4 separate regions of the Mus musculus genome follow, and all the other regions are linked to region 1. The links are chromatin contacts, found by POLR2A ChIA-PET in ENCODE. All regions are on one chromosome and are shown on one strand. Each heading gives the region's core, a stretch centred on a gene start or an enhancer-like site at or near the end of the contact. The rest is flanking DNA. Distances are from core to core; before and after follow the strand shown. Region 1 holds the start of Neat1 (nuclear paraspeckle assembly transcript 1 (non-protein coding)). Region 2 holds the start of Cdca5 (cell division cycle associated 5). Region 3 holds the start of Znhit2 (zinc finger, HIT domain containing 2). Region 4 holds the start of Sipa1 (signal-induced proliferation associated gene 1).

Evidence for each region. ChIA-PET counts read pairs that join two places held with the same protein, here RNA polymerase II (POLR2A).
Region 2: POLR2A ChIA-PET joins it to region 1 with 24 read pairs in embryonic stem cell. The contact joins the promoter of Cdca5 here to the promoter of Neat1 in region 1. POLR2A ChIA-PET finds 5 or more read pairs at or near these places in 4 of 5 experiments (Patski and embryonic stem cell).
Region 3: POLR2A ChIA-PET joins it to region 1 with 10 read pairs in Patski. The contact joins the promoter of Znhit2 here to the promoter of Neat1 in region 1. POLR2A ChIA-PET finds 5 or more read pairs at or near these places in 3 of 5 experiments (Patski and embryonic stem cell).
Region 4: POLR2A ChIA-PET joins it to region 1 with 12 read pairs in Patski. The contact joins the promoter of Sipa1 here to the promoter of Neat1 in region 1. POLR2A ChIA-PET finds 5 or more read pairs at or near these places in 3 of 5 experiments (Patski and embryonic stem cell).

What each region holds. Positions count from the first base shown.
Region 1 is chr19:5,842,331-5,849,303 of GRCm38, reverse strand. It overlaps Neat1 (nuclear paraspeckle assembly transcript 1 (non-protein coding)), which reads left to right and starts at 3,826. Exons shown (of 1, transcript NR_131212.1): 1 at 3,826-6,973.
Region 2 is chr19:6,081,786-6,088,758 of GRCm38, reverse strand. Cdca5 (cell division cycle associated 5) reads right to left here and starts at 3,662. Exons shown (of 6, transcript NM_026410.3): 1 at 3,551-3,662; 2 at 3,270-3,361; 3 at 2,292-2,357; 4 at 2,172-2,207. The coding sequence starts at 3,596. It overlaps Zfpl1 (zinc finger like protein 1), which reads left to right and starts at 3,784. Exons shown (of 8, transcript NM_024231.3): 1 at 3,784-3,895; 2 at 4,298-4,407; 3 at 4,699-4,810; 4 at 5,981-6,174; 5 at 6,288-6,360; 6 at 6,432-6,578; 7 at 6,795-6,912. The coding sequence starts at 4,306.
Region 3 is chr19:6,057,765-6,064,737 of GRCm38, reverse strand. Znhit2 (zinc finger, HIT domain containing 2) reads right to left here and starts at 3,531. Exons shown (of 1, transcript NM_013859.2): 1 at 2,270-3,531. The coding sequence starts at 3,511. The coding sequence ends at 2,312. Fau (Finkel-Biskis-Reilly murine sarcoma virus (FBR-MuSV) ubiquitously expressed (fox derived)) reads right to left here and starts at 6,791. Exons shown (of 5, transcript NM_007990.4): 1 at 6,737-6,791; 2 at 6,413-6,495; 3 at 6,166-6,310; 4 at 5,539-5,594; 5 at 5,214-5,389. The coding sequence starts at 6,487. The coding sequence ends at 5,264. Tm7sf2 (transmembrane 7 superfamily member 2) reads left to right here. Exons shown (of 10, transcript NM_028454.2): 6 at 540-659; 7 at 748-916; 8 at 1,131-1,211; 9 at 1,292-1,414; 10 at 1,665-1,917. The coding sequence ends at 1,825.
Region 4 is chr19:5,661,233-5,668,205 of GRCm38, reverse strand. It overlaps Sipa1 (signal-induced proliferation associated gene 1), which reads left to right and starts at 4,499. Exons shown (of 17, transcript NM_001164480.1): 1 at 4,499-4,602; 2 at 6,580-6,610. Pcnx3 (pecanex homolog 3) reads left to right here. Exons shown (of 35, transcript NM_144868.3): 28 at 597-827; 29 at 954-1,057; 30 at 1,224-1,371; 31 at 1,467-1,697; 32 at 1,782-2,056; 33 at 2,365-2,498; 34 at 2,579-2,877; 35 at 2,959-3,571. The coding sequence ends at 3,153.

The DNA.
Region 1 (6,973 bases), core at 2,577-5,076:
AGGGAAATACGACACCAGCAGATGGCCCTACAGGAACTGGTTCCTAGGGGGGAGGCTGGGAAAGGACATGCAATTCAAGGACTATAGGAAGCAGGGCCGTTTGTGAGCAAGCACCAGAGGGGTCATGGAGGTTACTGAACCCCCAGGGTAAACGAAGCCTGTCTGCTGGGCTACAGTTCCTACCTCCTGCCAGAGCACCTCTGGGCACAGAGAACTGGGGGCTGAGAAAAGAGGAAATGGTGTCAGAAAGGTGAGCTCAGGGAAAGGTCCGGGAAGGGGAGGGACAAAGAAGCCGGGAATCCAAGACCCTAGGGCCAGGGCCAGGCTAAGTGCTCAGCAAAGTACGGGGATAAATCAGAAACACAGCCCTGGGAGCTTTGGATGGGGGCTGATACCATCTCTGTTGCATTCTGCAAGTCACGGCCTGAAGTCTGGCTGAAGTTCTTCACACGCCCAGGACACCAGCCAAAGGCTTCTGAGACAAGAAGCACACAGAGCCCACCTAATGCCCAGGAAAGGCAGGGGTCCACACCTGAGCACCCTCCTGCTGTCTGAGGACACCCCCTCAAATCCCTTCTGCTTACATCTGGTCCTCAGAGCACCCTCCGACCCGCCGCCGCCGCCACCACCCCAGTCCTCGGGCTCACATGCACTGCAGCAGAGCTGAGCTCCTTGTTTGAGTCAGTCCACAAATATTTACCAAGAGCCCGCAGGATTCAGAGTGACCTTTAGAAAATATAAGCTGAAGTCATCCACGCTGGTGCCCACGTCTTGCCAGAGCTGTGGGCTCAGAGATCTAGGACACACTAGACAGAAACCCTGCCCCCACAAATCAAGTTGGGGGAGGGATGGGACAGACTGACTTATTGCTAGAGCTCCCTTGAGAGGTGACTTTGCAGCCCTGGCCTACAAGAGCTTATGATTGTAGGGAGACAGGGAGCCACTGGGTGAGATCTGTTTTCATAAAAAGAGTTCACTTCCAGATTTTTGCAACAGTGGGGGAAGGGTGAGAGATGGGCCCCTTCCCACCAGAAGAGCCTGGCAAATTTGGGGCAGGGCTTCTTTATCGGTTCCAGCTCCTGCCAGGGCAGTGAGTGCGGATGGGAAGGCTTCCTGCCAATGCGCAGTGACTGTGCAGTTTCCTGACCCGCATGTCTCAGGGCTCAGTGTGAAGGAGCCCGGGCAGAGGGGCCTCTGGCACCAGGAGAAGCACAAGGGAACCTAAAAACACTACAGCCTAGAAACTGGATCCATGGAGGATGGGGGCTGGAGTTCCAGAATATTCTCTTGTGGTAGCAATACTGGCATGGCCCTGCCTTTAGGGCACTTCGTCCCTTCTCTCTATTCCAAGAGATTTTGTAGGAAATTCTGAGTCTGCCTGGGTCTGGAAACAACAGGGCTGAGCTGACTTCCAAAGAAGATGAGGCCAGTGGGGGGCTGCCAGGTCCCTGAGAAAGAAATTGGAGCGTGCTCCCCCTTTAATCGGACATCACAAAGAGAACCCCATTTTGCTCTTTGCCCTCCATCCCAGAATCCCATAGCTGGGAAGGGGCATGCCTTAGAAACCAGGCAGGCTCCTCTGGCTGTCACCCCTCAGCCCCACCCACAGACCTGTTTACCACAATCTCCTGGAACAGCTTTTTTGATTGGGGGAGTTGCTGCTCTGCCCTAGTCCTTCAGTGGGATGGAGGTCCTCTGTGTGAAGGAAGAAACTCTGGGTATGTCCACCAGCGAAGGGTGGGCACAGCCTCGGCCCTAAGGCCTCCTCACCTCTCCCCTCAAATACATTGTTTCCAAAGAAAACTGTCCTTGAAGGCCAGGAGCCTCTGACACTGCCATCTTGCCCTTGAGAACTGGAGACAGTCCCTGGGCTGCTGCAGACTTGTGAGCACACAAATGCTTCATCTGTGCGTGACCAGGCGACCTAGCTTTACACAGCCCTAGGCTTGGTGTGTTACCAATTAACCCTGTTCCTACTAATTCAAAAAAAAAAAAGTCTCAAAAGCTGTTCCTGGGACTGAAGAATAATATGAAGGGAAATTGAAGGTGGTTGAACAATTGCCTAAGCACCTCAAAGTCAGAAAAGACTGACTCCACAGGCTAGGCCCGCCACAGGGAGCCCCTCCCTCCCTCCTGCTTTCATAGCCGCCTCCTGGCATTCTAGAACATTTTAACAAGCAACTCCCTGTTCTTGCAGGCAGTCACCGCCACCCACCACCGACACTTGGAACTGATGCCAGGCGGACATAGTGGTAATGTAATCCCAGCACTAAAAAGGTTGAGGCAGGAGGATGAGCCAAGAAGTACAGGCCAGTATGAGACAAAATGAGACCCTTTCTGGAATTAAAAAGAAAGAAAGATAAATAAAAGGCTGATTAGGTTAGCCCTTGGAGAAGGGTGAGGCGCAGGAATCTACGTGGCATAAGAACCGGTGAGCAAGCCAGCACTTGCCACATAATCACCCTCTGTGCTGGTCACATGAGAGAGAGAGTCACCAGTTTTCCGGGAACGGGAGGGTGCAGTCTAGGCCGGGCCTTGCTTGCAGATTCCATATGCTAGAGGCCGGAAAACAACCCCCTCCTTCCCTCCTCCGGGTTGCTAAGGGAGCCTGTTGTCACTGGGTGGTTTTGTTTGTAGAGTGGGTGTCGAGCCTGGGAGGAGACTTCCGGGCAGTTAATTCTGCCAGCTGCCTTTTTCATTCTGCGTGCTTGAACCAGCTTTTTTATTTTGGGGAGTATGGGGGGGGGGGGATGTGGAGGCAGGTGGCAGAAGAGCTGAGTAGATGCTTCATGGCGGGGTGGGGTGGGGGTGGGGGGTTGTCAGACTGTCCGAGCTCCTCACTGACATGGGCGGTGACAATTCCCCTTTTCAAAACCCTCACTAAGCCCTTGTTTGTGGACAACGTTTGCTTTTGGACCTGTGCTGGACCCCACCCCAAGTAGACAGCCAGCCTGGCTCCCCCAGTGGTCATTAAACCCACGCCTTGAACTCCACCATACACTGTCGCAGAGAAATGCAGCTTAAAAATATTTTTTCTCACTATACCACACCCAAAAGCAAAAATGTTTTCTAAAATCACTTAACTGTACTGGGCGCTCTTCAACCATAAACATTACATACACACATTCATTCTATATGCATGTGTACCATACAAAAGTCTTGCTTTATCATAGCTTGCAACCACCTTTCCCGCAATTTAATTAACCTTAGACGCAATTAAGCATTCCACCCAAGCTGCTGGGATAGTTCTTCCCCACCCCCACCCTGCTGCTGCCCGCACTGACGTCACCCTGCGAGCAGGCGGCGGCAACGCCCGAGAAGTCACGCGCCCGGTCCCGCCCCAACCCCCCCACCCCTACCGCCTGACGCGCCACCGCAGAGATCCCTCCGCCACCGAGTGGAATTTTCCAGGCTTTCTGCCGGCCCTACTTTCGGACCTCGTCGGGGCGTGGTGACCTGAGGCGACCCGTGTACTTTTCCTTCAGCGCTGACATTCGGTGTGACCCTCTTCCCCAACAGCTGACCCTACCCTTCAGCAGCAAAGGGGACTTACTTATCCCCGGTGGTGTTCACCGCCCAAATATCATCTTTGGATATGCCCTTCATCCTGTGACGCACCGCTAGGAGCAGAAAAGGATCATTGAGCAATCTGAGGGAGTGGCGGTTGACGGAGGCCATGACCCGCCCCTCGTGGGCTCCTTTGGCTCTGTGGCTAGGTCGGGGAGGAACTTTTTTTTAAGTGCCCGTGGAGGAATCGTTCCGTTTAGCAGTGTTTGGGTGACGCGACACAAGAGTATAAAAGCAAAAGTTGTAACCTCCACCTGTAGGAGTTAGTGACAAGGAGGGCTCGCTCTTGGGGCTAGTGGTGGGGAGGCAGTGGCCAGTTCAGGGCTCAGATGAGAGAGGTGGCAGAATTAGAGGCAGCCACTAGGATGGGGGTGCGAGGAGAAGCGGGGCTAAGTATAAAGGAGACTAGATTTTGGGACAGTGGACGTGTGGAAGGCAGCTTCCAAAGCGCCTTTAACAATCCACAAAGAACCAGCAGCTTTCAAGACCAGGCTATCCCTGCTGTCTGCTGGCACTTGACGTCCAGGAGGGCACAAGTTTCACAGGCCTACATGGGGGCAGTGTCCTAACTTGAGTGGCAGAGCAGCAGTTGATGGAGACGGGTGGACTGGGGGCCCTTGAAGGCCCCGGAAATCATAGAGGACAGGCAGTGGGGCAGGACTAGGTGCGTAGTGGAGGTCGCCTTTGATCTTGACAAAACCAGCAGACCCCTTTTTTTCCAGATAAGGGGTTGTGAACCCACCTGGGGATGAGGCCTGGTCTTATGGAAGGTGGACTTAGCTTCGCTGGGCGGACAGCTCTGGCCCAGGGTGGTATGTAATTTGGGTGTGGCCTGTCTGCACCCACTTCGGGGTGCGAGGGGAGGCCGGAGGAGGCTGCAGAGACAAGTTGTTTTTACTGTCAGGTCTGCCAGGCGGGGACCATGGAGATTGAAGGCGCAAGTCTTGGGGCCACATTAATCACAACTTTATTTTTCAGATAGCAGTGCCCTCTCTGGACTTTGCCTAGGTTCCGTGCTTCCTCTTCTGTGGTCTCACTCTTCCCTACTCTTGCCCCTCACTCTGAGGTTAAGGGGTCACTTAAAACCTTGCCCCTGGGTCGTCCGGTAAGCCTGTGGAGGATGTAGAGTCGGTGCTGGAGTCTTGGGCACGGCATTTTGGTAAAGGTGGAGGACACCCTGACTGGGCGGGGAGGGATGGTGTTGATTCACAGAGGGCGGGACGTGAGTGTGGACCCTGGGGTGGGCTCACAGCCATGTTTCCGGTCACCCAAATGCTTCATGGACGTGGTTTATCACTATAGTGTTCACCATGGCAAGCAGATGGCACCAGGAGATATGGAGCCCCTGCCAGTGTGAGTCGTAGCAGTGCAGGAGGGCTCACCCTGGAGGAGACAGCGGCCTCGGTTGACGCCTACACAGTGAATTCCAGAGGCTTAGGAAGCGCGTCCCTGCCCTGGGTCCAGGCCTTTCTCAGGAAGCCCTGTGCTCAGGAGGCCATCGTTGAAGTCAGCTTGTAGGGGGTGGGCAGGTGCTTCCAGCCGGAGGGGCCGTCGGCTGTGAATGTTCCAGATGAATGTCTTGTTCTGGGAGCATCATTCTTTGCGGATGCATGAATGGCAGCAGGCACCCTTTTTCATGGGGGTAGAGGCGTTCGACTGCTGCATCTTCTAAACAAGCCTCCATCCAGCCTTTGTAGTTCTGTGCTGCGAACTTGGCCTCGAGAAGATTGCGTAAGGTGTAGGACACTTTAACGTCTGCGCAGCGTGCTGCACTGTAGATCGGGACCCCAGTGACCTCGCCCACCTTCCCTGCTTCTGCAGCCTGCCTGCCTCTGCATTGGTCAGAGGGATTCTTAACTGAAAACTTGTGGGTGTTGGGGAAAGCTGTTGGGTTGTAAATGACTGGTGTGGAGGAATCTTCCTTAGATGGAGCTGGTTGTAAAATGGGTAGGGTTTGTGGTTTAACAGTGGGAAGGCGCAAGTTAGCCACAAATTCTGCCGACTTGGTAGATGCCGTATCTAATTTGGGCTTTGGGACGTCTTCTGGACTAAAAGGGATCCGTGGGCCCGAAGTGGTCCCTGGGAATGGTCTCTCCCAGGGTGTGGATTTGATACTGGGTGGTTGAGTGGCAACAGTGGTTCTGGCCCCTTTTGTTCATTAGCTTTTATGACTTAGGGCCTGGCTGTGTATACCAGGCTGGCCTGGGTTCACAGCCCTGCTCAGATGACAGTGTCCTGAAACAATGGCCTTCCAAGGTGAAACCTGAGTTATGGATCAAGCTTGGGAATAATACTTTTGGCACCAGATATGGGACTTGTGGGAGAAAGCAGGGCTCAGCTTGGCATTGGTGGGTTGAAGGAGTCGGGGTGCGGGTGAGGATTGTGCCTGGAACCGTGGGTTGATGGGAATAACAGTTTGGGAACTAAATAGTTCACATGAAAATCTAAAGGCTGATGGTAAATCCCTGCAGGTGGCACTACTTTGAGATGCAGTTGCTTGGAAAATACCAAAATCCTACAAGGGGAAGAGCAAAATTGTTTTGCTTCACTGTTGAATGGGGAAGGGTGACATTGAAAAGCTTTTCTTAGTTGCTCAATAGATGGTTGTCACTACCCTGACCTAGGCAGGCCACAGGGGTGGAGCCTGGTGGGGGGAAGCTGATTGCCAAGAAGTGAAGCTGGGGAGGGGCTTGTAAACGCCTCCCGTTGTGGGCTCTGAAACCATAGTATGGGGAGGTTGGCAGACTCTTCTGGGTCTCTATTGAAATTCTGTCATACTGTGTGATTAAGAATTCCAATGCTGCTATCTAAAGGAATTTCATATGGGAGTCATGCCTTATACAACACATACAGGAATTTAATGTGTGAGCCATGCCTTCAAAACACATCTTGAATTTCTGGAATTGGCCAGAAGACAACAGGGTTTGCTTATTTAACCTTTCAAATCAGTCATTGTGACAAGGGGACAGGGTCTTGCGCTTGCTATGAGATCATTGTGATGCTTGTAGAAACCTCATGAGTGCTTTGCCACTGAATACATCCATTGTGGGTTTGGCTTGAATGGTGCTTAAAAACCATCCCTGAGCAGAGGGGAAGCTGTTAAACTGTCAGTCAAAGCAGTTTGGGAAATAAAAGAGACTGGGCCCTGGGTCATCTTACTAGATAACACTTTGTAAAAATTGGTTCTGAAAACCCTGTTTATTTGCATATTTGTGAAAACCCTGTATATGTGGTTGTTTTGTGAGTGTGCTTAAAAGTGGTGTGACCAGGGCAAGATCGCTCATTGGAACAGCTGTGTGGAATGGGGAAATGTGAAGAAAGCTGTAACTGCAGGTTGGTCGCACACGCTTCTCTGTACTAAAGTGTTCAGTGTACAAACCCACTAACCATTTTCCTCCCCTTTACA
Region 2 (6,973 bases), core at 2,413-4,912, 240 kb before region 1:
GCTAAGGTACTGGTTCTTCACACCCCACTCAGGTCACACAGCTCCTCCCCAGGGAGGCTCTCCATACCTGAGATCCAGCCCAGCCCAGCGCAGCCCAGCCCCTCTGCAACCCTACCATCCCAACGCTGTCTTTTACCTAGGACCACACTCTAGCTGTCTGCAGTTGGTCTGTTACGTCATTCACCCATCCAGACAGGTGAGCTGAGGGTCAGGACACCGCCTGATCACTGTCAAAGCCCACACGTCCAGCAGAGCCCTGCACACTGCAGGCTCAGAGTGGACGTGAAACATGGCAACTACTTTTCAAGAGCTGAAGACCTAGTAAACTCGTCAAAGGACAAACTCAGGGAGGGGCACTGTGCTCTAATACAAGGAAGTCATCAGAGATTTCCTGGCCATAAGCTCTGGAGAATTTTGTTCTGCAGCCCTGGCTGGCCTGCAACTCAGAGATCCTTCTGCCTCTGCCCCCCAAGTGCAGGAATAAAGGTGTGCACCACCACTGCCACCACCCAGCTGATTCTGTCTTCTGACCCCGAGTGTTCCTCACTGTGTTCTTTTTTTTGTTGTTGTTGTTTTGTTGTTGTTGTTTTTTCGAGACAGGGTTTCTCTGTATAGCCCTGGCTGTCCCGGAGCTCACTTTGTAGACCAGGCTGGCCTTGAACTCAGAAATCCGCCTGCCTCTGCCTCCCGAGTGCTGGGATTTTAGGCGTGCGCCACCACACCGGGGCCACCACCATCTTAGTTGGGCCTTCACCATCTTAACTCTCCTCATTGGTCCTAGGACTCCAATGACGTCATTCACAGAGAAACCTTTCTACAATACTTCGGCTTTATTATGTCAGTACTTTGGTTAAAAGCTGGTTGGGAAGCTAGGTGGGGTAGTGCATGCCTTTAACCCTAGCACTAGGGTGGGGGTTGAATCTCGGTGAGTTTGAGGCCTGCCTGGTCTTCAAAGCAAGTTCTAGGACTTGAAAACCCACCTCCACCATCACAAGATGGCTGGGATTATCTCAACAGCAGGGTACCTGCTTAGTACTGCCCTGGGATAGATCTCCAGCACCACACACATCAGAATAACAAATCAAACTGGCAATTTGCCTCACGTCTGCAATTCCCAGGACACTGAGAAATACCAGGCAGGAAGAGTACCAAAGCCAGCCAGCAACACAACCCTGGTCAGAGAGCAAAGCACCACTGGGTACACTTGGGAGATTGAAAAATCAGGAATTCAAAACCAGCTTTACGCACATACTAAATTCAGGGCCAGGCTTGGCCACAGGTAACCCTGGCTGTCTTGGAACTCACTCTGTAGACCAAGCTAGCCTATAAGTCAAAAGAGATCCACTTGCCTCTGCCTTCTGAGTGCTGGAATTAAAGGTGTGCACCAGCACCCAGCACCTTTTACACTGCGTATGCATGTGTCCGGAAGAGGGCGTTGGATACTCTCAAACTGAAGCTGTAGGTGTGTAGGGTCCATCTGATGGAATCTGAAAACTGCTTTTACCCAGAACCATCTTTCCAGCCCCTACACATAACTCATTCTATAACCATAAAACAAACAAACAAACAAACAAAACATAAATAAACACTCAGCAAAACAACCTTATCACTCTGTGGACCAGGCTGGCCTAAAACTCCGAGATCCGCCTGCCTCTGCCTCCCAAATCTTGCGACTAAAGGCGTGCGCCATCACAACATCACAACAAAACAGTGGCAAAACAGTCTACAGAAGCCCAGTGGTTAAACCATAACTTTTTAAGAAAAATAGTGAGAATGTTCAGAGCATAAAGAACTAGAAATGAGGGGTTGGGGTTGGGGATTTAGCTCAGTGGTTTTCAGCTCTGGGGAACAAAACAAAACAAAACAAAAAAACCCAAAAAAAAAAAGAAATGAATGACACCCATAGGCAGGAAACAAGACTGGTAACTACAGTCAGTCCTGGTAGCATGCCCATCTCTAAGATTTGAATCTATCTGCAGAGACTGGTGCAGGTGGATCTCTATGAATTTGAGGCCAGTCTGGTCTACCGTAACTTCCAGTTCAGGAAACAGTGTTATACACTGAGACCTAAACTGACAAGCCATGAAGCAGTTGCCTGGGTAGAAGTGTATGCCTACCCTCTAAGGGTAAATCCTACACAAATAAACAGAAATAAACAGAACTGAACTCACCCTAGGACTTCTTCGAACCGTGTGGACATCTGGGACCTGTAGGGATGACATCAACTGATCAATCAATAGCTAAGCCCAGTTTTGACATCTCACTCCCAAAGCCTTCTCTCAGCCCCTCACCTCTACTGCATGAGCTACGATCTTCTTCAAGACGATGGCCTTTCTGACTGGGACCGCTGGAGTTGTCTGGGGGGGGTAAAAGAAAGTATTATCCATGAGCTTTACAATAGTTCAAAGCCCTCTAGGTCAGTGTAAAAGTACTTTGGGAGCCGGGCAGTGGTGGTGCACGCCTTTAATCCCAGCACTTGGGAGGCAGAGGAAGGTGGATCTTTGAGTTCGAAGCCGGCCAGGTCTACTAAGTAAGTGAGTTCCAGGACAGCCAGGGCTATACAGAGAAACGTTGTCTCGAGGAAAAAAAAAAAAAGTACTTTGGGGGTGTTGCTGAGAAAAGTTTTCCTTATCTTCTATCCAAGACTTCTCAGCCTCTAAGCCTGGTTCTAAGTTTGTAAGTTCTTGCACCATGTTGGGCACCAACTGTGGAAGCATTGGGCGGGAGTTTTTTGACTCCCTTGCTCCCAAATAACTGCAGGGCATTTCTTCCCCCCAACGCCACTACCTCCTGAGTAAAGGACACAGAGCTGTTATTCAAAGGCTGCTGGCACTATGTTGGGCAGGTTCTGAGCTACTCTAACCCTCTCAGGCTGCCTATCTACCAGTCACACGGTCCTCTACCTGAATCTCAGTCTTACTCTGACTCAATCTGGTCCATGTGTGCCCTCATGACTGCTCTCTCCCTCCTCTTGACCTTAGAGTGAAACCACCTGCTCTCTCCGCGCCTCCCCCTCTCCCACTTCTCTCTCCCTAGACTCTTCCGGACGCCTCAATGGGCGCTGATGTCCCGCCTCCTCTGTCCTCTCCTGCCCAGCCATAGGCTGATCAGCTCTTTATCAACCAATCAGAGATGATTTAAAAAAAAAAAAACAACAGTGAGCCCGGAGGTGCTAGTTAGCCGGACTAAGGATACCTAGGCATAGAAATTAGCATCTGAATACGCAGCGCACAAACCCAACCCCAACACCTGGGGGACCAGGAACTCACCCTCGGCCAGATTTCAGAGAACGAGTTCGGGAGATCTGAGCCAGATTTCCGCTTGGACGACTTCGAAGGCTTAGTAAGTGAAGTCCTGGGCCCTGGAAAGGAAAACACGTTTGATGGTGAGCAAAACTTTGCTCGAAGAAAAGGCGACAAACAAACGAAACAAGATGCTTGACGAGTTCGGAAAAGCAAAAGTCGTTTTCCAACTACCCCTTTGGGGCGTCTTCCACCGGGAGCCAAGTTTTGTTCCCCAAACAACCCCGCTCCACTGCTCCCGTGCTCACCAGACCGCTGGGCAGCCCCTCCTGATCGTGTTCGCCGCTCCGCCATGTGTACGGTCGGGCTCAGTCTCCGCCGCGGTCGCCTACTCAGGCTCGCGCCAACCGGGAACTTTGCTGCTTCAAACGTTCAAATTGCCCGCCTTGCTAGCGAGAAAGCGGAAGTGACACAGGCCGGAGGCGGACCATCCGCTTTTGTTGTCACAGGCTTTACGTCTAGCTAGCAAAAGGCAGAGGCGTATCCTGCGGCGCTGTGGCGTCATCAGCGTGCGCCGCACCCGGAAGAGACGTGGCAGCGGAGGGATAATCAGGCCGGACCTGAAGGGAGCGGAGCTGCAGCTACCGGAGTTGGTGAGCTCAGTCCCCGGCCTTCCGCGCTTTTCATTACCGTACGCACCGGTCACGATCGGCATCGCGGAGGTTCGCGGACATCCAGAATGTGGTCGGCCAGCTGGGGGCGGGTCAAGAGGGGGTGGGTCTTGGGGGCGGGGCTGGTGGTATTGGAGCTGTGCAGAGATCTGGCGAGGGCCTTCCTGGGTCTTGATGGAATGAAGGGTCGGTCGTTTGTGGTACGATCTGTACAGGAGACGTGGCTTTACCCATGCTAAGGCATTATGCTAGAATTTGGTGTTGGGACTGGTGTGAGACGGGACTGAGAGATTTAAAAGAAGAGAACTGGGTTGGTGAAAACAAACTGGCAGCCACCAAAACCTGGCTTCCTGCTAACTGATTTCACCCCACCACACCCTCCAGGATCGGTCATGGGACTTTGCAAGTGCCCCAAGAGGAAGGTGACGAACCTGTTCTGCTTCGAACACCGAGTTAACGTCTGCGAGCACTGCCTAGTAGCCAATCACGCCAAGGTGGGGCGTTTAGAGCAGTGTCTGAGCAGGGCGGGTGGGTGGGCAGACAAGATTGCCTACTTCTAAATCCATGTGGGGACCTATGCTAGACTGTAAGCTCCACAAGGGCAAGAACATGGGGTGTGATGCGCTCTGCTATGCCTTCAGTAGCTGCTCAATAAATGGTCACTCAATAAATGGAACAGATGAAATGATGAGTCTGATGAGAGAAAACGAGGCATTTGAGCCTTGGAGTGGTGTGTGCATCGTGGAGCCTGGGGCACCAGTTGTGACATCTCTCTCCCACTCCAGTGCATCGTGCAGTCCTACTTGCAGTGGCTACAAGATAGTGACTACAACCCCAATTGCCGCCTGTGCAACACACCCCTGGCCAGTCGGGAGACCACCCGTCTTGTTTGCTATGGTGAGGCCTGGGAAGGGGTCAGGGCAGCCCCAGGATCCAGCTTGGATACAGGTTTGATAGCATCTTTCAAGAAGCAAGACAGTGAGTCCCTCAAGCGTGGAGGTCAGAGCCTCAGATCCTGATTCCTTTAGGTACCGTCCTGTTTTATAAAGCCTCAGCAAGCCTTTTCTCTTCGTAGGCCTTAGAATCTTCCCTGAAAGTTAGAGCTTCTCCTTCCTGCTCTGCCAGTCTGGGAGAGCTAGAGATGACTATGAGCTGTGGCTGGGAGAAAGATCCACTTTAGGGGATGTTACTGACCCCGATACTGTACCCAGAGGAAGCTATCCATGTTACAGTTTGCTGGGAGTCGGTAGTCAGAGCCTAGTATAAAAAAAAGCCTCAGCTTAGCTTGTTCAAGGTGCTGGTCCAAAAGGGGGCAGCTCCACCTGAATTTCTCCATGTGAAATTATGTGTCCACTCATACAGATGTATGTGTTGGTTAGTACTTGTGGGTGAGTAGATGGGTGATGAGTGTTTGTGAGCACATATCCCATGGGATGCATGATGACATGAAGGTGGGGAGTGTTAGGGGATATGTGTTACAGATGTGTACATGTATGACTACTAGTGTACTTTGAGGGAATGGCTCTCAAGTTTGCTTGTGTATTTATAAGCACTGTGTATTTGCCTCTGGATATCTGCATGTATCAGTGTCTGGGAAGCTTTCCTGATAGTGTTCTTGTATGTAGGTTTGTTTTGTTTTGTTTTGTTTGAGACTGGGATTGTGGGGCTGACCTTGAAATCTTACTCCTGCCTCCACCTCCCAAGTGCTAGGATTAGGCACTGCCAGCCTGAAACTATTGTTGTGTAGTCATTAGCCCAAGGAGTGTGATTTTAGGCCAGAGAAGACTCTTGAAAGGGTGGAAGGTATTTTCTTCCTTCCCAGTCACACCTTCTCATGGGCTGGTCACATGGGTAGACTCTACCTTGCTTTGGTTCAGTGGCATTTGCAAGAAGCCTTAGGGACCCGGAGTAGGGAGAAAAGGAATGGCCCTGGGCATCAGCACATATATCCACAATCCATTCCTGCAGTGAGCTGGGCCTTGGGGGTATGGGATTGCTAGACCAAGGATAAGAGCTCGAAGACTTGCCTCTCTCATGTCTGTCCTTTTTTATTTCATGGGTCCCAAGATCTCTTTCATTGGGCCTGTATCAATGAACGTGCTGCCCAGCTACCACGAAACACAGCGCCTGCAGGCTACCAGTGCCCCAGCTGTAATGGCCCCATCTTCCCCCCAGCCAACCTCGCTGGCCCAGTGGCTTCAGCACTGAGAGAAAAGCTAGCCACAGTCAACTGGGCCCGGGCAGGACTGGGCCTCCCTCTGGTGAGAGTCTCTCTGTCTGTCTGACCATCTGTTTGTGCTGACCTCTCCTGAGGCAGATTGGATGGGTTAGCAGCAGGAGTGGGCAGACTGCTGACGGAGATTCCTTTCTGCAGATCGATGAGGTGATAAGCCCAGAGCCCGAGCCCCTCAATTCCTCAGACTTCTCTGATTGGTCCAGCTTTAATGGTAAGTGGTGGCCTCCATCTGCTGTCTGAACCTTGCCTCCCTGCTCCACTGAGAGATCGCTCTTTCCACAGCCACCACCACCTCTGTGCAAGAGGAGAGAGCCAGCACTCCATCTGCGCCTGCTTTCTATAGCCAGGCTCCCCGCCCTCCTCCCTCCCCAAGCCGTCCCGAGCAGCACACAGTCATACACATGGGGAGTACTGAAGCCCTGGCACACGGTGAGCTGGGCAATCTTCCCAGACAGAGAGTAGAAAGCAGTGGCTGGTTTGGGTGGCATGAGCTCAGAGCCCCTTATGGGGTGGTTCTTCCTCACTCCAAGGTCCTGAGGTGCTCTGTTAGGCTGGGGAGGGCAGGAGGTCCTTTATGCCACCTCCACCCATGCCACAGGATCAGTTTGTCTGAGCCTGTTGTTGCTGGTGTTTCTGTCTCTACAGCCCCAAGGAAAGTATATGACACACGGGATGATGACCGGACAGCAGGCATTCATGGAGACTGTGATGATGACAAATACCGCCGCCGGCCTGCTCTGGGCTGGCTGGCCCAGCTGCTCAGGTACACAGAGACACAAGGGTGGGATCTCAGAAAGGAGAGGCCCACGATGGATAATTTGATG
Region 3 (6,973 bases), core at 2,282-4,781, 220 kb before region 1:
AGATGACAAAAAGGAGGAGGAGGAGGGGGGCCAGGTGGTGGTGTCGCACGCCTTTAATCCCAGCACTTGGGAGGCAGAGACAGGTGGATTTCTGAGTTCGAGGCCAGCCTGGTCTACAAAGTGAGTTCCAGGACAGCCAAGACTATACAGAGAAACCCTGTCTCGGAAAAAAAAAAAAAAAAAAAAGGGAGGAGGAGGAGGAAGAGGGTACAAAATTTAGGTTCATAATAAGCCAATTCTTAGCTCTACAAACATATTAGTGTTCCAACAAGAACTCAAGGCGGGGCCCTGATTACTCCTGTTTCCATATGGCAGTGGGGACGTGAGTTTTAGCAAAGAGACATATTCTGCCCAAGTGATAAAGCTCAGATTCCAAGGCAGGAGTTTTAAGTCAAGGCAGAGTCGCAATCCAGTGTGTCTCGAGTACACGACCTGGATCCATTCAACATGTGAGCGGGCAGCTGGAAGGAGGGCGAGGTCGGCACTGTTCTACCCAGATGCTCCACTTCAGACAATGGCCCTGTCCTCACTTCCTTTAGGTTTTCATTAACCTGGCCCTGCTGATGCAGGAGGCAGAGCTTCGGGGGAGTCCTTCCCTGGCTATGTGGCTGGTCAATGGCTTCCAGTTGCTGTATGTGGGTGATGCCCTCTGGTATGAGGTGAGACTGGATTGGAGAGCAAGAGGCAAGCAGGGGATCTTGAGGATGTCATCTGGACTAAGCCAGTATCTGGGTCATGTTCCTGCAGGAGTCTGTCCTCACCACCATGGACATAATACATGATGGTTTTGGCTTCATGCTGGTCTTTGGAGATCTAGCTTGGGTACCATTCACCTACAGCCTGCAGGCCCAGTTCCTGTTGTACCATCCACAGCCTCTGGGGTTGCCCATGGCCTTGCTCATCTGCCTCCTTAAGGGTCAGTAGGAGGGCCCTTCATTTCCCCTTCCCCTTCTATTCATGCTTTATTCAGTACCCCTCAGGTAGGGCCTAGGCTCTGACGCTTCTCTAAAGCTGGAAGCCAGCTCCTGGGTATCATAGCAGAGCCTGGGATTTGGACAGGCTTTGGTCAGGGTTAGGCAAAAGGCTGGGACTCCTACCTCACCACCTGCTCGTACCGTACCTTCCCTCAGTTATTGGTTACTACATCTTCCGAGGGGCCAACTCCCAGAAAAACACATTCAGGAAGAATCCTTCTGACCCCAGCGTGGCTGGTAAGCTGGGTCTCTTAGAGGTTATGGGTGAGATGAACCAGGAAGGCTCTGTGGTTCCGTTTCATTAGCTGTATTTCTAGGTCTTGAGACCATCCCGACTGCCACGGGGAGGCAGCTGCTGGTGTCTGGGTGGTGGGGTATGGTTCGACACCCCAACTACCTGGGAGATCTCATCATGGCTCTGGCATGGTCTTTGCCCTGTGGTGAGTGGGTTTTGGAGTAGGTCGGTGTGCCTGGTGGGAGGACTGACTAATCAGTTAATGGAGGTGGACACAAAACCTATGACCCGACACCCTGTGTGCCATCAGCTGTGAAAGCTTTTATATGAAATGGGTGCTAGTGCCTGATCATGCAGCCCCTTCCCACCAGGGCTATCCCATGGGTCCCTTCCCTCCAGGGCTATCCCATGGGTCCCTTCCCTCCAGGGCTATCCCATGGGTCCCTTCCCTCCAGGGCTATCCCATCTGCTGCCCTACTTCTACGTCCTCTACTTCACTGCACTGCTGGTGCACCGCGAGGCCAGAGATGAGCAGCAGTGCCTCCAAAAGTATGGCCGTGCCTGGCAGGAGTACTGCAAGCGTGTGCCTTACCGAATCATACCCTATGTCTACTGAAGCAGGTCCACCTAAGAGGTTGAAAGCAAGAGGAAGCCACTGCTTCCAGAAGGAAAGTATTTTTCCCTGTTGAATAAATGTTTTCAACCTTTCCTGTGTTTTTCTTCTATCCTGGGGCCAGTGACTTGAGGCTTGGGGGTGACTAGTTGACTAAGGAAAGCTTAGAAGTGGTTTGTGGGTCCAAAAGTCTGACGAGGAGAGACAACTGGGCACCTCAGGCCTGGGGGATGTGATGTAGTTCAGTTATAGAGTGCTTGTGTAGCACACAGGACGCCTCGGCTATTCAGCACTGTGTACATTAGCAAGGTGGTTAACCCCTGTAACCTCTCACTGTCCAGGTGGGTGACAGATCAAAGTTCCAGGGTCATCCTCAACTACACAGTAACTTCAAGAGAAGCCTAGGACAGGGCACTATCTTTACGGAAAAGGCACTGCTGACATTCGGGCAGACCAGACACATCTTTATTAATGACATGGATACCCAGTTCAGCCAGGGAGTTCCTCAATGAGAGTCCTTGGAGTGGGTGGCACTGGGCCTCCCCAAAGCCGTTCTAACTCTCCAGTAAGCGTTGCCATCTCCTCAGCTGTCACAGCATGGGCTCGGTGGGCTCTGGCACAGTCTAGCGCCAGGGGTGTGAGGGCAGCCTCGTTTTCGTTGGTCCAAGCCAGCAGGAACTGGCACTTCTTCCGAGCCCGGTAAAGTCGATCTCGCTCTCCACCAATCACAGCCTGCTTCCGGGCTCGTCCCAGGGTCTGAGCTAGGTGCCCCAGTGCTGTCAGAGTGTAGCCTTTCTGATTGACTGGACCCTCGCCCAGCAGGATTCGGGCAACTTCTTGCATAGCACCCCGCGTACCCAGGGGCCCAGGTGGGTGCTCGCCCGCTTCCAGTACGTGGGCTGCGGCCTGCAGGGCTTCCTCTGTAGAGCCAAAGACTTGCTGGGCTCCCAGGGCCCCAGAAACATCGAGCAGGGTGGCACAGAAGTCAGAGAGTAGCGCGTCGTCGTCCCCTCCATGATACAGGGCGAGAGTATGAGCGTAGGCGAACAGCACGTTGGGCAGCTGGAAGCGCACCAGCGGCGATGCCGGGCTGCGGCTCAGACTGGCCAGTGCTGGGATGCGAGCAGGCAATGCTAGCGGTCTGGCGGCACAGGAGTCTTCAGCAAATGGCTCTGCGGCAGCGGCATCATCCCCAGATTGCAGCGCGGTCCTCGCAGGGGCGGGCTCCGGCTCCGCAAGATCTCTGTTCGCGGCATGATCCAGCTCCTCCAGCAAACGTGGGCCGGTGCCGCGGCCCCACCACCAGGGCCGCCACGGAGGCAGAAGGCGTCCGGCTTCGCCACGGCTCAGCAGCCGCTCGAACGCCGCCTTCTCAGCCGGCGTTAAACGTTCCCAAAGTCCAGAAAGGCCGCCCGGCCGCGCCCCGGGCCCGAGGCCTGCTTCCTCGGGCTCATCCTCGGCCTCGCGTTGTTCGCGCAGCCGGCGTAACGCGCCCGCCAGACGGCTGGGCGAAGCGCTTCGGCCACGGAGCTCTCGCAGCACTTGGTCGCGGTAAAAGTCTTCGGCGCAGGCGCCGTGCGCCCGGTAGCAGCGCAGCGAGCAGTAGGGAGCATTGCAGCGCGGGCAGGTGTAGCGCGCAGGCAGCGCTTCCCCGGCCGGGCAGAAGCCGCAGAGCCCAGCGGGCTCCATGGAAACTGGTGCCGCCTGTCCCGTATCAGCTCCGCCACTTCCGGCGCTTCTTTGGTTATTTCCGCCTTTATGTGTGGGGGTGGTTGGCGGGCGTGGCCTCCTTTCCGCACATTTCCGAAACTTCTCGGTAACTTTCGTGTCTCCAGTACTTCTTTGAGCAAGCGCAGAAGTCGTCCAAACTCTTCCAAAGGAACAGGTTTGCTCGCCGAATTTGGGAAAATCATGTCGCTAATCCCAGTTTGTTCTTTATGGTTGTACCAAATTGTACAAAAATAAACTACCTTTTAAATAACAAAACTAACCACCACCACCACCAAACAACACACCAGGGTCTTAGCAGGGCGTAGTGGCATACGCTTTTAATCCCAGCGTTGGCAAAGGTAGTCTGATTTCTGTGAGTTCCTGTAGTCAGTGCTTTCCAGGATACAGCTACATAGTCATGCTCTATCTTGAAAAAAGAAAAGGCCAACAAAATAATAACAACAGGCCGGACAGTGGTGGCGCACGCCTTTAATCCCAGCACTTGGGAGGCTGAGGCAGGCGGATTTTTGAGTTACGAGGCCAGCCTGGTCTACAGAGTGAGTTCCAGGACAGCCAGGGCTACACAGAGAAACCCTGTCTCGAAAAAATATTATTGATAATAATAACAGACAAAAATAAATGAATAAACCCGACATGTTTAACAAATCTGGAGCTCAAAATACGTAACACGTAAGCATATCAAATTGAGGCCAGCCTGGGCCTATGTGAGACCCTGAATCAAACAAACAAACAAACAAAAAACAACAAAACGATAACGAGGGGCTGGAAAGATGGCTTAGCAGTTAAGAGCACTGACTACTTCCAGAGGTCCTGAGTTCAAATCCCAGTAACCACATGGTGGCTCACAACCATCCATAATGAGATCTGATGCCCTCTTCTGAGGTGTCTGAAGTCAGCTACAGTGTACTTACATATAATAAATAAATCTCTTTTAAAAACCAACAATGTGGGCTGGTGAGATGGCTCAGTGGGTAAGAGCACCCGATTGCTCTTCCAAAGGTCCCGAGTTCAAATCCCAGAAACCACATGGTGGCTCACAACCATCTGTAATGAGATCTGACTCCTTCTGGAGTGTCTGAGGACAGCTACAGTGTACTTACATATAATAAATAAATAAATCTTAAAAAACAAACAAAAAAAAAAAAACAATGTTTTCCCTCAAGTTGTGTTGAAATTTAGTTTGTATTGTTAAGCATTATGAGGTCTATAGAGGGGTAGATGGGTGATCTGCCTTAGTGGATCATCTATAGGGCATGCCTGTAACAAAAACACTAGTGCCGTCATAATGGAAAGTGAACCAACACAAACCCAAAAGCTGTCTGGCAGAGCCCATAGAATCTGTACCTTTCCAATACCACTTGTCACATTTCTGTATTTCGGCTCAGCTATCCTTTCAGTAAACACATCCTCTGTGATCTTCTAAGGATTCCTTGTTTTTTTGTTTTGTTTTTCAAGACAGGGCTTCTCTGTGTAGCCCTGGCTGTCCTGGAACTCACTTTGTAGACCAGGCTGGCCTCCAACTCATAAATCCACCTGCCTCAGCCTCCCAAGTGCTGGGATTAAAGGCGTGCCCCACCACTGCCCCCCCCCTTTTTTTCCTACTTGAGACCAAGGCACTTTGCTAGCCTCTAGTCACAGCCTTACAAATGAAGAAAACATAAGAAGTCTGGACACAGTGGCTTTATTAGCATGGCAGGGTGGCAATAGGACTTAGGAATTGGCATTGGGGCCCTTCTTCTTCCCAAAGGTGGGCACAACATTGACAAAGCGCCGGTTGTACTGCATTCGCCTCTTGGCCCGGCCTGTCTTCTTCTTCTTCTTTTCCTGTTTGGCCACCTGAGGAAAGGAAGGACTGATCAGACCCTGGGTGACCTCTCCCATGCCTGCCCACCAGCTTCTCTCCATAAGAGAACACAGACGGGAAATCCAAAGGCCTTCACTTGGCTGTGATAGAAAGAAACAAAGTCCAAACACCAATCACTCACCTTGGGAGTCTGACCTCTCACTTTTCCAGCCCGAGCCAGGGAACCGTGAACTTTACCTGTGTTAGGGGTGGGGAAAGGGATCAGGTTAAGTAGCAAGGTCACGCCCAGAGCAACTCTTCCTCCCTCAACTCTTGAGCTTTTTAATGACAAGTTGGGCCCAACAAAGAATGAAAGTTGCACAGGCTTAGAGACAGGGTCACAACATAGCTGTCCACGTCTTGTCTTCCACTTCAAGTCACAACCAGTTTGTGCAGTGCTGAGAGCTGACAGATACTAAGGCAAGGACTCTAAAAACCAATCCATACTCTTAGCTAACATTCTACACACAGAGCAAAGACAGGAGGAGCACACTGAGAACCTAATAACAAGACTTTAATTATTATTACTTTCCTTTTGCTTTTTTCCTAGACAGAGCTCCTCTGTGTAGCCCTGGTTGGCCTGGAATTCACAGTGATCCGATTGCGTCACTGCCTCCCTACCACCAGGTTTTAGTGGGGATACTGAAAACCAGACTTAACTATCACTACGATCTAAAGTCCCTAGAAGGCACAAGTATACTATCAGAGAAAGGACCTATCACATGGTTTACCTACAGACATTCCATTAGCTCTGAAAAAAAGCACTCACCTCCCAGCATGCGGCCTGCTACTTCCAGAGTGGTCAGGGCCTCTACGCCACACTGGCCTAGGGTGGCCTCATCCTCCAGCGGCGAGCCTGCCAGAAGCACGACTTGATCTTCGGGGGCAATGCCTTCCAGGGAGGCCACATGATCCTTAAGGAAAAAAAGGAGCAATGTTTATAAGTAGACAAACTTTCCCCGTGGGCCTGGAGGTAAAGGAGTGCAGTTAGGAATCAGGGATCAGTACATACTTACTTTGATCTGGGCGACCGTCTCCTGGCCGGTCACCTCGAGGGTGTGTAGTTCCTGGGCGCGGACAAAGAGCTGCATGTTGGCTACTGAAGGAAGAAAGGCTTGTGAGTGATGATAGGGAGCAGCCCAGGAGAAAGGTCGCGGTACGGTAATCAAGGCGGGGGATTGCGCGGTCTCCCATGCGGAAGGCCAGGCTCGCCGGGGACCCGGATGGAGACGGAGCGAAGGCCGCAGAACCGCCCTTGTACTTTGCCTTCCCCGCACCCTCTGAGCCCGTAGACCGCTGGCTACCGAGCGCTCCTGGCCCAGCAGTCCCCCGTGTCTCACCTAGCCCGCGGACGCCGCTGCTGCTACCGCGAAGATGGAGTCAAGAAAGAGGAAGAAGTGGGGGCGCGCACGTCCTCACCGCCTGCTGCGTGTGACGTCACTGCAGCGCGACCGCGCGGATCGCTGGTGGTTTGTACCGCCCACCGCCGTCCCAGCCCGCCCCTTACGCTGTACGCAGGCGTTCGGTCCTTGTGGCCTGCGCGCGCAGAGGGAGGCGGGGCGAGCCCGGCTGCGCGC
Region 4 (6,973 bases), core at 3,250-5,749, 180 kb after region 1:
CCTCTCCCCAGAGCTGCTCTCCACTTACCCAACCCCGGTTTAAACACCAGCAAGGCCCCCTAAGAACAGGTGACACTCTGCCTTTTGATACAAAGTGTATGCCTCTGGCTTTTTTCAGAGAAGGTCTTATGTCTGTCATAGTAATTTGCCTAAAGGGACCTGTGACTCAGGCCAGGCAGGCTCCCTGGTTTGTGGGTAGCGTGCTGTTTGAGCCGACATTCCTGGCCCCGAGGTGTGGATGCTGCACAGTATCCTTCCATTCTAGCCCTGTTTGCTCACCTGTGTGACACTGGGCAAGACTGTCGTCTGTGTGAGCCTCCGTTCCCCTTACAGATGGGCTGGGTTCTAGGGATGGCAAGAAGAGGACAAGAAGCAGATCCTGCTGCCAAGTGCAGGGCCACTCTGTAAGTGGGGTGCTTCATGCTGGTTCTCACACTTTGTCCCTGGAGAGGAAGCGCTTACTTACCTACTTAGCTTCCGAGAGCTCGGCTGCGCTGCAGAAGCGGCATCACATTGTGGCTCAGGCTGGAGTGTGTTCTCCCCACTGCTGGGGTTTTGGGATGGAGTTGCCCCTGACACCTACCCTCCTCTCCCAGAGCATCATCTACTATGTGAGCCGCTCTCCAAAGCTAGAGACCTGGCTGAACCATGAGGGCATCGCCGCTGCCCTCCGGCCTGTGCGAGCCCTTGGTTACGCAGACTCGGACCCCACCTTCTCACTGAGTGTTGACGAGGACTACGACCTCCGGTTGTCTGGCCTCTCCCTGCCATCCTTCTGCGCTGTCCACCTCGAGTGGATCCAGTACTGTGCCTCTCGGCGCAGCCAGGTCAGCTACCTGTCCCTTAGGTCTGCCCTACCCCAGACTCTTGGTCACTCCCTTCACACTGGGTGACTCTCAGTCTGGACTCCAGTCCCACACTGAGCTGTGCTGACTGGGGTCTTTGTGTCATAGCCCGTGGACCAGGACTGGAATTCACCGTTGGTTACACTGTGCTTTGGCCTGTGTGTGCTGGGTCGCCGGGCCCTGGGAACAGCGTCACACAGTATGTCTGCCAGGTGAGTGCCCACAGGCAGCAGAAGAGCCCCACAGCCCGTTGGTGCACTCCTCTCACAGGGATGAGAGCCTCTGCAGCCCCGGCCTCGCCTGCCCTTGCGCTGTTCTGTGGGGAAGAGACAAGCTTCTCCTGGCTCTCCCTGTTGCTCATGCCTTCTCCCCACCCAGCCTGGAGCCCTTCCTCTATGGCCTGCACGCCCTGTTCAAGGGGGACTTCCGCATCACCTCTCCCCGTGACGAGTGGGTCTTTGCCGACATGGATCTGCTTCACCGAGTGGTAGCCCCTGGGGTTCGCATGGCCCTCAAGCTTCACCAGGTAGGAGGGATGCGCCAGGCAGAGTAAGAGGCAGGTGGGAGATGACGCCTTCCCCAAGACAGCGGTCCCTGACTTCTGTCCTCTCCTCCAACCAGGACCATTTCACATCTCCTGATGAGTATGAGGAACCAGCAGCCCTGTATGACGCCATCGCGGCCAATGAGGAGCGGCTAGTCATCTCACATGAGGGGGACCCTGCCTGGCGCAGTGCCATCCTCAGCAACACCCCCTCCCTGCTGGCGCTGCGCCATGTCATGGACGACGCTTCTGACGAGTACAAGATCATCATGCTCAACAGGCGCCACCTCAGCTTCCGAGTCATCAAGGTGGGGCAGATGGTCTTACTCCATCCCGCAGCCCGTGCCCCTCCTTGGTGTCGCTGCCCTGACCTTTGGTGTGGCCCTCCACAGGTAAACCGAGAGTGTGTGCGTGGGCTGTGGGCTGGGCAGCAACAAGAGCTGGTGTTCCTGCGCAACCGCAACCCTGAGCGCGGCAGCATCCAGAATGCCAAGCAGGCACTCCGCAACATGATCAATTCCTCCTGCGACCAGCCACTGGGATATCCCATCTACGTGTCACCTCTTACCACATCTCTGGCTGGTAGCCACCCCCAACTGCGGGCGCTGTGGGGTGGTCCTGTCAGCCTGGGTGCCATTGCCCGATGGCTCTTGCGCAGCTGGGAGAGGTGAGCCCTGGCTGTCCCCTAACTTGGGAAGCTTTCTTAGGGCCCAATGCTCTGGGATTCAGGGAGCAGGAGCACGGAGATGAAGCAGCTTCCTCCAAGGTCACAGAGACAAAGTCCTGCAGTCAGTGAGCTTGGGCCCTTCTCCCAGAGAGACCCTCTTTCCCCTAGAGCGGGCTTTAGTATTTAAAAGACTATAAACTAGGCAGCAGGATCTCTCAAGAGATGAGACTCCTGGGACTCAGATGTTTCTGTAGGGCTCGCAATGCCTCGCCCTGGACCCCTCACGCGTCTCCCGCTTCTCCACCCAGACTTCATAAGGGCTGTGGCGCTGGCTGTAATAGCGGAGGGAATGTGGATGACTCGGACTGTGGTGGGGGTGGCGGCCTGACCTCCCTCAGCAATCATCCGCCCTTGGCACACCCTACGCCTGAAAATGCAGCAGGTAAGCGGGCAAAGCTGGACTGAGCCTGTGGGTGAGACTGCGGCCCAGCCGAGCTCTCTGCTCTTATCTGTTTCCTACAGGCAGCAGTGAGCAGCCCCTCCCACCAGGTCCTAGCTGGGGACCACGGCCTTCCCTCAGTGGCTCTGGTGATGGGCGGCCCCCTCCTCTGCTGCAGTGGCCTCCCCCTCGGCTCCCTGGACCACCCCCTGCTTCACCTGCTCCCACTGAGGGTCCCCGGCCCTCAAGACCTTCTGGCCCTGCTCTCCTCAATTCTGAGGGACCCAGTGGGAAGTGGAGTCTGGGGGGTCGGAAGGGACTGGGAGGACCTGATGGGGAGCCAGCCTCAGGGAGCCCCAAAGGAGGCACCCCCAAATCTCAGGTAAGGAGCCTGTGGAAGAAGACGACCCCAGGAGTTCTCAGGTCGGTTTGTCTGCTCATCTGTCTGTCTTCTCTCCCATAGGCCCCTCTAGACCTCAGCCTCAGTCCTGATGTCAGCTCTGAGGCCTCACCTGCCAGAACCACCCAGGACCTTCCTTGCTTGGACAGCAGTATTCCTGAGGGTTGCACACCCTCCGGTGCCCCAGGTGACTGGCCTGTCCCTGCTGAGGAACGCGAGAGCCCGGCTGCCCAGCCCTTGCTGGAGCATCAGTACTGAGGAGTCAGCCTGGCCTCTGCTGGATCGCATCCCGGGACTCAGTAACTCGGACTCTGCTGGACTACAGAACTGATTGGCTTTGGCTCTGGTGTCTGCACCCTGATATCTGGCTACTTCAGTGTCACAACTCAGTGACCTAGACTTCTCTCCCTGATCCGTGGCCTGGATCCCAAACTGAGGCAGCAGCCTCCTAGCCAGGCCCTAAGAGCCAAACCCATGGGCTGGTCCCTCATTGGAGCCCATGGCCAGGACTGACTTTGCCTCTGGGGCCTGCACTGCCCCCAAGGCTGGCCTCCTTAGCCTGGACCTGGGGCCCGATATGTGGCAAGGGTGGGTTCATTCGTTCTTTTGTCATTTTTCTTTCTTTTTTTTTCTGTGCTTCAGAGACACCAAATTAATAACACTATTTTTGATTTTGGTTGGCAGTTTTATTTTCTGTGGGACGAGGTGAGGTTGGTAGAGGTGCCGGAGGCAGGGAGGCTGAAGTCAGAAGAGTGTGAGGGATAAGGGGTCAGACTGCTGGGCTCCAGGCAGACATGAGGTGGGATGGGCTGCCTTCCTCACCTGCCTCTGCCTTTCTTTTTTTTTTTTTTTTTTTAATGGTTTAAGAGCTTTATTATAGAAATGCAGGGGGGAAGAGAAAAGGTAGAGAGAGAGAGTGTGTGGGGACGGGGAAGGCTAGAGAAGAAGAAAGAGAAAGGAGAGAAAAGACAAAGGGAAGAGGAGAAAGAAGTGAGAGGATAAAGGAGAGAGCTGAGCCTCTGCTTTTCAAGCAGTCCTCTATGCCCAGGTGGCTCACACATCCATCAGCCTTGATCTTGATCAAAGACTGCTCAACCTCATTTGTTCCAAGCTTAAAGAAAATAACAGGTGAATAGAAAGGATTCTATTTCGTTTTTGAGACAGGGGCTTACTATGTACTCCCTATGTACATCAGGCTGGCCTTGACCTCAGATCCACCTGCCTCTGCCTTCAGAGTGCTGGATTTAATGGTGTTCGCCATTGCATAAATGGTAGCCTGTGTAGATCAGTTATCTAGCTTGGCCCAGCCCTTAAAGAGTGAAATAGTTTCTGGCCCTAATACCTGCTGTCTGCTGAGCCACAGCAGGACACTAAGTGGCCTCTAGCGCTCCAATTGGTCTGGAAGGCAGGTACATTTGTTCCCATTTCTCGGTGAAGTCACTGACTGGGCTAGGACCGGGAGTTAAAAGAGCAGCTGAAGGCTGGGACAGAGAACTTCAGGCTGTCCGGGGCTGCCTAGGTTCCTGTCGGAGGTCCCCACCCACTGTGCTTCCCGCCTTAGACAGCTCCCGGGTAGTCCCGCCCCTCCACTACGTACCGCCTCCATCCTGGCCCCGCCCCCAGGCGGAGCGGAGGCGCCGGGAGCGGTGTGAGCAGGCAGCGGGACCTTGGTGCGGAAGGCAGCGGTGGCCAGCTTGAGCCCGAGAGGTACTGGCGGGATCAGGGATCGGGAGGCACCAGGTTCGGGCTGGATACCCAACAAAGTAGCCTGGACGTGAACCCTTGTAGTGTGGGGAGGAACGGGACTATTGGCTGCTTTCGCTACACGTACCCCACCCAACCTCCTGCCCCAGTCCAGCCCCGAGTCAGCACGTCCAGTGTTCTGTCTCCTGCTGGCAGCTCCCACTCCCTCCTCTGCATGAGCAGATTCAGAGCTCCACTGAGTGGATTCATTGGTTCTGGACTTTTCTCAGCAATGCTGGCAGCTGCTCCTGCTGCTGAGTGTGTGGGGCTCCCCCTATTCTGGGGCTCCCCTTTTCCCAGTGTGACCTCTTTCCCAGCCTTTGCAATCCTGAGTCTGGCCTGGGAGGAAACATCTGCAGCACTCCCTGGCAACAGAAATAGGGTCACGACCTCCAGATGTGCTGGGAAGCATCCAGCGCCTCCTCCTGGGGCAGCCAGGCCTTCCGGATCTGTGGGGGCGGGGCACCCCCCTTTTCCCCCCTCAGTGACACAGGCTGCAAGGAATGTCCTGGCCTCAATGGACCTTGTGTGAAGATGAGGGGTGGGGGGCAGAGCCCAAGTACACCCCTTAAGGCAGGGCCAGAACAAGAGGGAGCTCCTGGACTGGGCTGCACACATTCCCAGGGCTCCTCCCGGCACTGCGGCCTCAGTCTGTGCCCACAGCTTGGTCTATGGACCTGGGGCCTGCACAGTTCACACACGGACATAGTTGGCTTCACCTTTCAGTTTCCAAGGAGTCTTCAAAGAACTCATGAAGTGCAGCATCAGAGCTTATCCTAGAAGACAGACAGACAGACAGGAAGACCCTGAGGAGGTCTGCTCTTGTTTGGTTCTGGAGACCCAGCTGAGGGGCACCGTGGAGCTGCTCCCTGTCCCCTCCCAGCCTGGCCCCCTTGATGCCACTGGATGATGCAAAAAAAAGTACTAATGGAGGCCTGCCCCTGCCCCAGCTGTTGGCTCCATTCCTAGCTCACGCCGAGGTAGGCTCGGCCTTCTCACACCTTTTGCACCTGCCTAGTGTAGCTTCACCACATTTCCGCACTTAGTAGGTCCCTGGGGCCTTGGGTGTTTCAGCCTTACATCCTGTGAGACCTTGAGCCTCTCCCGTCTCCCCTCACAAGGCTGCCTTACTCCTACGCACACGGGCAGAGTAGGCAGGTGCAGCTCTGACAAGTCCAGAAGCAGCAGTTCTCAACCTGTGTGCTGGGACCCCTTTGAGGGTCGAGCAGTCCTTTCACAGGGGTCACACTTGAGATATTTATCTTCTTCTTCTTCTTCTTTTTGTTTTTCAAGACAGGGTTTCTCTGTGTAGCCCTGGCTATCCTGGAACTCACTCTGTAGACCAGGCTGGCCTTGAACTCGAAATCTGCCTGCCTCTGCCTCCCCGAGTGCTAGGATTAAAGGCGTGTGCCAACACTGCCCGGCTCATGTTATGATTCTTAAGGGCAGCAAAATTACAGTGGTGAAGTAGCAATGAAAATAATTTTCTGGCTGTGAGGTCACCACCGCATTAGGAACTGTATTAAAGCGTCACAGAGTTAAGAAGGTTGAGAACTACTGCCTTCGAGATTCAGAGACAAGGTTCAAATTCTAGTTTGAACATGGAACTAATTCAGGCAAGCTCATCTTCTTAACTGGGCCTCACTGTGACCTGTCTCACTGGGTTCAGACCTCCCTGTCCATGCATGTGAGGCCAGGTAAACAGACATCCACAGGGTCCTGTTGGGATTAGCCTCTCTCACCCCTGGGAGTGGGCATAGTGACCTGCAAGAGGTTAGTATTAGTCTTGTCCTTTAGACTTAGGTGTCTTGGGTCCCATGACTGAGCTGTTGTGACCCTAGCACCTTCCTCAGGATATAGGAGCCAAGCAGGGGGCTGGGCTGAGTTGGGGCCACTTCCTGTGTTATAGGAAGTCCTCTCACCACTGCTTCTGTCCTGCAGCAGCTGCCCCAGGAGCTCCTGTGTCCTTGAGGTATTGAGACTGCGGGAATTGAGGGCACTGAGTCTAGGCCTTGGGTGCTCAGCTCTTTGGGGACCCTGGAGGAAGTGGGAGGTACCAGGGAGGAAGGTCTCTGGGGACAGGACGTCCTCCCTTTGTCAAGTGGGCAAGACTCAGACACCAGTGACTGCTTTGATTTCCGTCCTGGTGAAAACTGTCCAGAATTTGGTGGCAACCCTCACTTTGAGCCTAGTTCCACAGCCAAGGTGTACAGGGGAGAACTGGGAGGCCCCGGTGCCCACTAGACCCAGTCACTAGCACCCCGAGAGGCAAAGCATCCCAGTTCAGCTCCCAGCCTTGACCTAAGCCTGGGATGGGGGCTGGAAACTTCAGCCC